2 separate regions of the Homo sapiens genome follow, and region 1 is linked to region 2. The links are chromatin loops, found by intact Hi-C in ENCODE. Cell type or tissue: endothelial cell of umbilical vein. All regions are shown on one strand. Links, peaks and the distances in the headings refer to the core of each region. The heading gives the core; the rest is flanking DNA. Region 1 overlaps NTRK2 (neurotrophic receptor tyrosine kinase 2). Region 2 overlaps NTRK2 (neurotrophic receptor tyrosine kinase 2).

Region 1 (5,387 bases), core at 271-5,270, 90 kb before region 2:
CAGAGGTGCTGCTGGAGCTACCACTTCTTCCCAGAGGACTGTCCAACCTCCCCAAAGTGTCATACTGCACACACAGATCCAGCCCTTGGCCTGCAATGTTTTTTCACAGATCCAGTCTCTACAGAGGATGGTCTGAGTCACTGAGATAGCTTATTTCTAAGGCACATGCCTATCTTTTTCAGTGAGTTGGAAAAGGTACTGGCCCTTGAAGGTCATTATCACAAGGCATGAACAAATTCTGTGTATAATCTTTCTGCTCAAATTTTAGCTATGTAGTATTGATTCAAGAATGCTAGATTGGGCCAGGCATGGTGGCTCACACCTGTAATCCCAGCTACTCGGGAGGCTGAGGCAGGAGAATGGCGTGAACCCAGGAGGCAGAGCCTGCAGTGAGCAGACAGCACGCCACTGCACTCCAGCCTGGGCAACAGAGCGAGACTCCGTCTCAAAAAAAAAAAAAAAAGAATGCTAGACTGTGTGTGTGTGTGTGTGTGTGTGTGTGTGTGTGTGTGAGAGAGAGAGAGAGAGAGAGAGAACAAGCTTTTCTTTTTTGAAACGCCAACCTGAAAGAGTTAAGAAGCATCTAACATTTCCATGTCCCCAAAGCAAAATATGGAAAAGAGCCCATTCTCAGTGCAATGTCAAAAACTGTGCTTCAGTAACATTTTTGAAATTGAGAGAAGAGATTCCACTATTCATGGGGCAAATGCATCTCACAAACCTGGCCTCATCCAACATGCCCATCCATTTTTGCATGTTGGGTCTTTTTTTCTAAATTATGATTCAATTCTATTTTAAGAGATTCAGAAAATATGGTGGTAACAACTTGGGCAAAATCATCTTCTGAATTTGGCACTGTAAGGGCAGAATTTTTCTAAGGGTGGAACCATAGCCAGATAGCAATCAGAAGCTGGAAAATCCTGCTATCAACCCTATTTATAAAAATCATCTCTGTTTTAGTACCATGGCTGATTGTCATTTTACTCAATTATGCAAGGCTTGGCTGGTTCCCTGAGTCCCTTGGCAATGCACTGAGGCCATGAATATCGGGTGGCAGCTTCCCTCACTGACAATCCCTCTTCTTCAGGTTCATTTTGACAAGCATATTTGCCCGATCACTGAGCATTGCTATTTTCTTACTCCTACTGTCTGCTTTGTAGTTTCATTTCTTCTTATTCCTGGTGAATTTCCTGACACCCCAAAGCTGCCATCTTTTCTGAAGATACTCTTAAGGGAGAGGGCTCCTCCAGAACTGTAGCGAGATACTGCCTGGAGTACATATTGATTCAGAATTGGAAATAATGCACTAGCATGAAACAAATTTTAGCACAGAACTGAGAAACTAGTGCTGGTGAAATAGAAGAGCAAAAACAAAAGAAAAATCAAAATTCATATGAAATGCTTCAGCAAAATGTTAAGGTTAATGGAAAGCTAGTAAGAGAGGCAAGAGGGCTTATTTGAAATCATTGGTGTGATAGAATATTGTAGGATGTGACAAATGATCATCCATTTCAAAGTGTAGGTGGTTTAGGAGAGATGAGGTAAAATAGAGGTTGTGTTCTTTTTAAAAGTACTGATCTTATATTCTTCTTCTCATATATTTTAGAGATCATAGAAACAGTGTCTTTGTTAAGGTGAAAGACAAAATATAGAAGAGATTATTATGGTAAGACCTCACTATGCCCAATTCCCACCATAGTGTTTAAAACACAGAGGGAAATTTAAAAACTCCCAAACCAGTCAACCAAGATGCATGAGAATGTTTGGTTAATATGCCTGAGTTCCTCTGGGTTAGGATCACTGTGGCAAGATCTGTTGCAAATGGAGAATCTTTAGTCTCCTGATGGCTTCTGGATGTGCACTGTCCAATATGGTAGCCAACAGTCACAGGTGGCTAGTGATGATTTGAAATTTGGCAAGTCCAAATTGAGATGTATTTTAGGTAAAAAAAAAACCTAACAGATTTTGAGACCTTGCTATAAATAAAATAATATAAACTCTCTCATTAATATTTTATATTAATAATACATTGAAATGATAATATAGATATGTTGAGTTAAATAAACTATATCGATAAAATAAGTTTCATATGTTTCTTTTTACATTTTAAATATGCATACTAAGAAGTTCAAAATTACAAATGTGACTCTCAATAGTGGCTCACATTATGCTTCTGTTGGACTTCATTGTTCTATAAAAGCCACCTCCATAGGCTATTAGTGAGCCAACCTCTTTCTTGGGAATGTTGGAAAACATTTCTAAACTATAAAATTGAGATAGAATTAAGGTAGACACACTTATAAGTTTGTTACAGGCAATGATTAACCACGCATTTAGAACAAGCCTTGATCATAATGCTGCATGCTGCATGAACTTCTAACGACAGAATCTTTTCTAAAAATAGGTAGAGGAAGTGTCTATCAAATTCTTACAAAATTCAGCTTTGGAGGAGTGTATTTTAATGAATTCGTGGATAGAAAGAACTTGGGAGAAATAAAATCTTAGAAACTAGAGAGAGTGCAATAGGTAGCTTCCCAACATCCCTACAAATGTAAAAACTCATTAAATGATTGTATGAAGAGGATAATGATCACAAACACTCAGATTGTGCTTGCTATGTGCTAGAAAACAATACTCTATGTATATCAACTCAGTTAGTTGTATATAACTCCTTTGACAGGACTTTAATTATGTACCAAGTGACAACCTCATATACAAGATTTATAGCCAGGGTGTTCACTGCTATCTCTATTTTCTCAGCCATACTGGCTCTTCCAGCTCAGATCTAACAAGGCAACTATCCAAAGGGAAACAGGAGGTTAAGTTCTGATTCACATACTTTAAACTATTTGCAATAATATGGTGGATAAAATAGATGGTTTATACTTGCATATGATATCAAGTTGCATATTAGAAATGTTATGTCTTTGTACAGGAAACTAATTCGTAGCAACTGTCAATTAGAGAAATATTGAATCAAAAGAGAGTGAATCAGAAGTTGACCTCCAATGTGGACAACTGCAATATATTTACAGGCTTTAAATACACCAGCATAAAATTTTCCAATAAAATTTTGCTAGACATAAAGGAGCTGGTGGATCATGGTAGACCATTGTTTGACTGGGAATTCGTTCATCATGTTAAAGTAAATTAAAAAGCAGCACAACTATTTCAATGCATACATTCCAGAGATACAAAAGTGTGAAATGAATCCTCCAGCTATGTTTGATGCCAGATGAGTCCTCATTAGAGTGAAATGCACTGTTTTGTTTTAGCTTTTCTGAAAATATGTGGATAAATAGAAGATAAGCCAGAAATGAGGGTCACCAAAGTGATTAACAATTCAAAAAACAGATCCCTGACCCAAGGTCTAAAGTTGAAATTACTGGGAAAGGTATATTGATATAGGAACTTAATAATTGGGGCCTATCTAATTCAAATGCCTAACTCTCTATCTTACAGTGCACTCCTGCATGCATGCATGCATACACACACACACTCTTGAGTGTGCACACCAGGAAAGAATGTACATACCCAAAGAACAATAGAAATCTAGTCTATTAAGCAACATCTGGATAATAAAGACAATCACAGACACTATTAAAAGTTTTACAGTTTCTGTTCCTAGATCCTTATAATGTTGCAGTGCTTTGTGCAACATTACGTCATGTTGACACAAACTATTTTTTTAGAGTAACACTAACAATTGTCTTCTTAAGTAACTAATCTTTTCATCATCAATTTCCATTTTTTGGGAACAAGTATTTCACATGCCAATGTAAGTGGAAACATGGGAAGGAGGCACCGGAAGAGGGAGGAATGGGAGAAGGACTTCACAATTAATGAAGACGTGAAAAGTGATATGATGACTGTCATAAAAAATAAAAAGAAATAATGAAAAGAGCCATCTGTCTTAGAAATAACCTTACCTGGGTAGAGCACTTGAGTCAACTAACTCTTGATGCTTTTTCTCATCTATGTTTTTTTTTTTTAAACTGTTCCAGAATTGGAGAGAATGTGCTTTTCTTGTGAGCCCTTATACTGCTCTTGTATAGATTCTGAGACAAGTGGCTCTGGTTGCTTCTGTTCCCAGAGGTGGCCTCTTCTGTACCACGTGACCACCTCAGATGACTGGATGGAAGGTAGGTGTCCTGGCATGAAGACTAAATGGCATTGCAGATGACTAATTGGAAGAACTGGACCATAGTATTTTCCCTCTTGGGGAATCAGCAAGTGAGTCATGGAGGCAGTGTGGGCAGTAGCTGGTATGAAAGCTGCAGGCAAATATTAGGGAGTAGCAGAGGCAAGAGACAGCTGCACTAAGCAGGGGAGTCCCAAGGAGATTCCCTGATGTCTCCTGCCGAGATGATAAAGAAGGGACAGTCACCAGGGCTGCCTCAGATCTTGAGTGAGCTTTCAGATACCAGCTCTTCTCATCACAGGGAGGCCAAGCTCTCCTGCAATTCCTATTTGAGTTGGTCATCTTTCACTTTCTTCTGTCAGATTTCTTTCTCCCTTCTTTTAGTTATAGCATCTCTAATATTCTTCCAGGGAAACAATACTTCCCCACGTTCAGTCCATTTGGGTTGGGTAGAGTGGACCCCAACTTTCATTTCCAAGGGTCAGTATGTGACCCAGGCCTGGATAATCAGAATATTCCATTCCTCTGGCCAGAGGGTCTGGTGACACAGCCCAAGATAAGCCAATAGGAGTCATCCCTTGGATTTTTGCATAGCTGTTTGGAAGGAGGAGCTCTCTTTCTTTTGAGTTGCTGGGAGGGCAAGATCTAAGCCCTGAGTCATTGCTGTCAAGTCTTTAGCAAAATGTGGAAATAACCTGCCTGAGAATTAAGCCAATACAGAGGGAAGCAGAGCCAAGGGATGGAGAAGACGAGAAAGAGAATCGTTCATTCCCTGGATCTAGTGGTGCCTGAAAGCTGGGATACCCATAGGTAGGTTTTCTAGTAGCATGGATTTCTAGAAGCCAATAAATTCTTTTTTTCTGCTTAAGCCAGCTTGAGTTGGGTTTCCAGTGAACATGATATTGTTCTTTTTATAAAAGCTGATTATAATATTTTGCTTGTATTCCCCTGAGGCCTAAACACTCCCTCAGGAATCCAGTATATCTTATTTCCACTTATTCCCTTGAATTAAATTTCTACTTGGGAAAATATGAACATGTCTCCCATCCTTCCATATAAACGACATAACTAACACACTCCTTTATATTATTTGATAAGTGTCATTGTGTTGGATTTCCTCAATCTGGTTCACCAGGGCACATGTAAAATTCAATAAATGAAAATATGGTACCCAATGAGCACTGGACTGTGTTTAAGTCCTAGGTCTGACATTGACATTAAATGATCTCTTTTAGGCTAGGTGACC
Region 2 (5,387 bases), core at 254-5,253:
GGAGTCTCGCTCTGTTGGCCAGGCTGGAGTGCAGTGGTGCAATCTCAGCCCACTGTAATTTCTGCCTCCTGGGTTTAAGCAATTCTCCTGCCTCAGCCTCTAGAGTAGCTGGGATTACAGGCACATGCCATCATGCCCGGCTAATTTTTGTATTTTTAGTAGAGATGGGGTTTCACCATGTTGGCCAGGCTGGTCTTGAACTCCTGACCTCAAGTGATCCGCCAGCCTCGGCCTCTTAAAGTGCTGGGATTACAGTCGTGAGCCACCGCGCCCGGCCCTCAGGCTCTTTTTTTATAACTACTTCTTGTTTTTCAGGTTTCAGGTCAAATATCACACTATCAGAGGGACCCCAACTTCACACTTCAATCAGAATTTCTCTGAACCCCTTTCCACTCTCTATCATCTCATTCTTTTCAATAGGTACCCATATGTGACCTTTTTTATTGATTTGTTGTTTATTATCTGCATCCTTTTCTAGAATTTGAGCCTCAAGAAGCCAGCGACTTAGACCAGCTCCCCTAGAAACAGACCCTGACTAAGGATTCAAGCAAAAGTAGTTTACTAAGAAGAGATCCCAGGAAGCACAAAAGGAGTAGTCAAGAAGTGAAACAAAAAGAGGTAGGAAGTCTGTAATGGATACATTATCCAGTGGGTTACACTGTGGACAACTGGAGTTCAAATGCCTGGGGAACTTGGAGTGATGGAGTAGAATGAACCTTAGAGTTATCCCATCCCAAAGCTGAGGAAGCTGGGTCATTTACCCTCCAACTCCCACCTGTCATTGACTGAAGGCTTCCAGCTAAGAGAAGCTCCTTTTTTTGTTTGTTTCTTTTTTTTTTCTTTTTTCTTTTCTTTTCTTTTTTTTTTTTTGAGACAGAGTCTCACTCTGTTGCCCAGGCTGGAGTGCAGTGGTGCGATCTCAGCTCACTGCAACCTCTGCCTCCAGCAATTCTCCTGCCTCAGCCTCCCCAGTAGCTAGGACTACAGGCATGTGCCACCACACCTGGCTAATTTTTGTATTTTTAGTAGAGACGAGGTTTTACCGTGTTAGCCAGGATGGTCTTGATCTCCTGACCTCATGATCCACCCACCTTGGCCTCCCAAAGTGCTGGAATTATAGGCATGAGCCACCACCCCCAGACCAGAGAAGGTCCTTATGCAGAGTCATGAGTGGTTGCAGCAAGACTCTGCAGTCAAGTGCTGGGGTGGTGAGAGCTGAGAGGACACGGGCAGGGGGTGACGCCAACAGCATTTGCTACAGGGATCTTGTCTGTGTAATTTACCACTATCTCCAATGCTTTGCATAAACACTCAATAAACACTTGTGGAATGGATGAGAACAACAATTTTGAAAAAGCGTAACAATATTAAATATAGCAAATGTAATGAAAATGCCAATATGCAAATTATACATACAACATAAAAACCATTATGTATTTTGCAAATATATTTGCTACTCTCCTGATTTGTGGCTCTCCAATGGAACATGACTGAAGACAGTATTTAAAGCTGAGCAATTCTTAGAATCCAGCACTCCAGGCAGTAGTGTGGAATAAAGAGCTGGACTAGAATGTCAGAAGATGTGGGCCCTCTCTAGACACTGCCAGAAGTGAACGGCATGACCTTGAGTGAGCCACTTCCCCCTTCATGGACTCTGTTTCCTACTCCATAAAAGAAAATTTGAGAAATGGCATCTGAGGCCTATTCAAGTTCTCAAAGTCTATAGGACTAAACATTAGGCATATATGACTGAGAAGATTGACACATGGCCTTATATAGCTTTCCTGAGCCTGGGTATTTTGGGAATGTGAGATCATGTGCAATATAAGGAAAAGCACTCAGTCAACCGGCCTAGATTTTCTCCTGCTAAATAATACTCAGAGGCTTTGGGGCCACTATATCCTCATCTTAAGAGAAAAGGCCAGTGCTCTGCAAAAGCAATTAAAAAAAAAAAACAGTATTTATTGAATGCTTGCTATATGCCAGGAAACTTACTAGAGGTCAGATATTGCTTTAATTTGAAAATTAATCAGCTTCTGTTGCAGCATTTTAAAAATAAAAGCCTTACATCCCATAAAGTTCAGAAGCCTCAAGTGGGAATAGATGAAATTAGACTTGCCTGGAACATAGCAAGCTGTCTTGATCACATATTTCAAACATTTAGTTTTGAGAAGAAACTTGCCAACTATTTCTCTCTTTTGTTTTGTACATGTGGACTATTTCAAAAGCAGTTTAGTGAGTCTACATTTTATTCATTCCCAATTAAACTACATACAACACTGAGTTTTTTACATCTCTTGTAGATTCCAGAAAGATTTTTTCTTTAACAGAGGTGGTCACAATCTTCACTGGGTAGGTGAAAAATGGAACCTGCAACTCCTAATAATTAGTTTCCATGATTGGAACTTTGAGAAAGGCAGGGGCAACCTCTGCTTAATAATAAGAGTTGACAGACGTGAGAAAGTCATATCAAAGATTTGCCTTTCTACAGTACCACCCCAGTGAGAGCTCAAAATGCTTTATAAACATTTTCTCAGCTGTCGAAGCTCCCTGCAGGGAAGGCAGGTGATGTCTGGTTGCACACACACACAATTTCCCTGTTAACACTGTCTTAATGTTGGATGAATGACTCCCTGAGACATGTCCCAAATTCCCTTCTCTCTGCAAAGCCATGCTGGTTAGCACTCAGGGCAAGTCTTTGCGGAGGAAGCTGGCTGATTCTCAGGGAATCATCTTAGAAGCGATGTTAGTGGCCCTGCAGGAGACTAACAAGTCCGCAGAGTCTGGCAAACACTTGATGTCAAATTCCCAGGAGCTTTTGTTTCCAAGGAAAACCTAAACAATGACTCACGTCTTGGCTGACTTGCCCAGACCTGTCCATTATGCCCAGTCACCAAGTGAGCCCAGCGTGAAGGAAGGCCGTGCTCTCCATTCTTTCTTGCATAAGCTTTGTTACCACATTAAATGTGTTTAGAAACGCCTTTGCAATTTCTGCTACGTATTTATAGTTATATTCATATTTATACTTACATTATTTATATTCACATATATAAAACATGCAAATTCTTTTTTTAGTCCTTCTAGACCAACATTTGTTGTAGCTCATGCAAAGCACCGCACAGGAAACTTTTTGCCATTGTATTATGGAATTTTGAAGGGAGGAAGAAAATGGTAAGGTTTTTAGCTCCATTCTCATTACAGGATATTTTCCATTTTAAGTGGTACCTGAATTCTTCCCACCAATCTGGGAACCATGGTGACCTGTTTCATGTCACCTTTCAGCACCTTTGTCTTTCTTTTTAGTGACCCATTGTCTCCCTTCCCATCCCATAACCACATTCGAATCCAGCCAAAGTCAGGAAATGTGTGAGGCCAACACAATAGCCAAAATGTTTATTTAATTGTATTACTGTGTACTCTTCTGTTAGGAAGTTCCCATAATGGAATAGAACATAACAGGATTATACACACTTATAAAGCTGGGTGCTGAATAAAAATAATTGGATAAAATGACCATAAATAGGACAAAATGAAAACCCATTATTTAAAATGCAATGCTGGTCAAACGAATTAACTATGGGCCATCATGCACACTGTCAGTGGAAGGAAACTAAACCCATCAGATGAGACTGCATTTCTTTCCTTGATGTTTTCCCACTAAATGCCCAATGTGCTCTTTAGGGTCCACTGATTTTCTGGAAACTAATCAAAATTGATTGCCTAGGTCAGTGGTTCTCAAACGGGGGCGATTTTTGCCTCCCAGGGGAAATTTGGCCAGGGGGATATTTTGGGGCTGTCACAATGGTGGGGTGGGTGGAGAGTGTGTGCTAGGAGCATCTAACAGGCAGAGGTCAGGGACAATGCATAGGACAGTCTCCACAACAATGAATTCAAGGCCCCAAATGTCAACAGTACTGAGATTGCGAAACCCTGACCTAGGTATTGACCAACAAGGGTAGAATTTATGCTAAAACCTTTTATCCCTGCTAAAAAGAAATCCTAGCCTGCCTATGCTCATGGTCACTACAGCAGTTTGGTCTTCTCCCACATTATTTTAATGTTCTCCTCCCTAGTGACCTGGCTGCCAGCCCCTTTCTCTCCCAGTTTATCTTAGAAACAGCTCTGACAGCGTCATTTCTTTCTACTGCTCCCAACACCAAAAGGGCGTTTCTGCCTCAGAACAGAGGGGTAATGCAGTACAAAGGAACAGAAACAGAGTTTGCACTACCTTGGGTGTTGAGTCTTAGATTCGTTATTTCCTGACATAACCTCCATAATTACTTAGTCTGTCTCTGAGTTCCTCTCTATTGGGTGGGGCAATAATTACTGTCCTGACCACCTGATTGGACCGTCTTGAGGTCATGTGAGCTTTGGTGAACATAATGGTTTATGTAAATATAGGGGTAAGGGAATAATAAGGTCCAAACTCTTCAATAACATTCAAAATCTTTACCTGGCCCCATGACCTGGCTCCAGCTTTATCACCTTAATTTCACCTTAAGATTCCAGTTAAACTATTAGTTTGCATACCTTTAATAAAGATGCCTCAAATTTTCCTATTAATTCATTCGAAAACTATTCATTGATCACCTGATGGATGCAAGACAGTGTGATAAATGCTGGGGATGTAATGAGAGTAGAATAAAATAATCACATTCTCTGCCTATAGGCAGCTTTCAGATTTGGTGTCTTTGCGTTTGATGTTTTGTTTTTGTTTTTTTGTTTTTTTTTTCCCCACCAGACATGTAACCCCCATGCTTTGTCTTTGACCATTAAACTCATTTATTCAACAAAATTCACATTAAAAGTTACTCTTATCATGAAGCATTTATTTATTCCCCAAATCAGAAATACCTCCATTGACATTTGGGCTTTTTGTCTCTTATGATAAACACCACATTCTGCACTGCATTCATTATTTATGTAATCTTATTTCTCCTATTAGATTTTAAGCACTCTGTGTGGGAAAAAGAAAAGTGTCTTATTCAACTCCGTACTCTCTTCCGCAAGCTTCATAAGATACAACAGCATCAAGCAGGGCACTTCCCACATGGTAGGTACTCAATAGATGTCTCAATTTCTAATTGAAAGGTTTTATAAATAGGACATAAAATGCCCACAAAATAGTAGAGACTGAATTGTAAAGCTCAGAGATAGACAACCGTAGGAACATTCATTAGTCGTGTCTCCCATTCTCTGTATTTCCAAGGCACCCTGTTCTTTCTCTGTCATAGTTCCATCCCACTCTGAATTTTTAGCTATCTACTTACTTGTAACCTCCTCCTAAACTGTAAGTTCTTTAAAAGCAATACATATTTCTGTCTTGTCTCCCCACTGTATTTCTAGCATTGAGTACAGTGCCTGGTTCATTGTAGATACTAAAGAGC

Evidence for each region. Peaks named below come from ENCODE experiments on the same cell type or tissue, not always from the same donor. Only the 100,000 strongest peaks of a DNase experiment are listed, where the experiment ranks them.
Region 1: it touches region 2 in a loop (2.5-fold over the local background); 4 of 110 quality-filtered maps call a loop at or near these places.

Annotation. Positions count from the first base shown.
Region 1 is chr9:84,939,341-84,944,727 of GRCh38, reverse strand. The region is part of intron 15 of NTRK2 (neurotrophic receptor tyrosine kinase 2); the gene reads right to left. Among named protein-coding and RNA genes, the nearest start is that of NTRK2, 270 kb to the right of the region's middle. In endothelial cell of umbilical vein, for the core only: no CTCF peak of the experiment used is centred there; no DNase peak of the experiment used is centred there.
Region 2 is chr9:84,849,555-84,854,941 of GRCh38, reverse strand. All of the region lies in intron 12 of NTRK2 (neurotrophic receptor tyrosine kinase 2), which reads right to left. Among named protein-coding and RNA genes, the nearest start is that of NTRK2, 180 kb to the right of the region's middle. RefSeq lists enhancers at 1,937-3,136, 2,613-3,159. In endothelial cell of umbilical vein, for the core only: no CTCF peak of the experiment used is centred there; DNase peaks (open chromatin) are centred at 2,841 and 3,351; H3K27ac peaks cover 1,335 bases.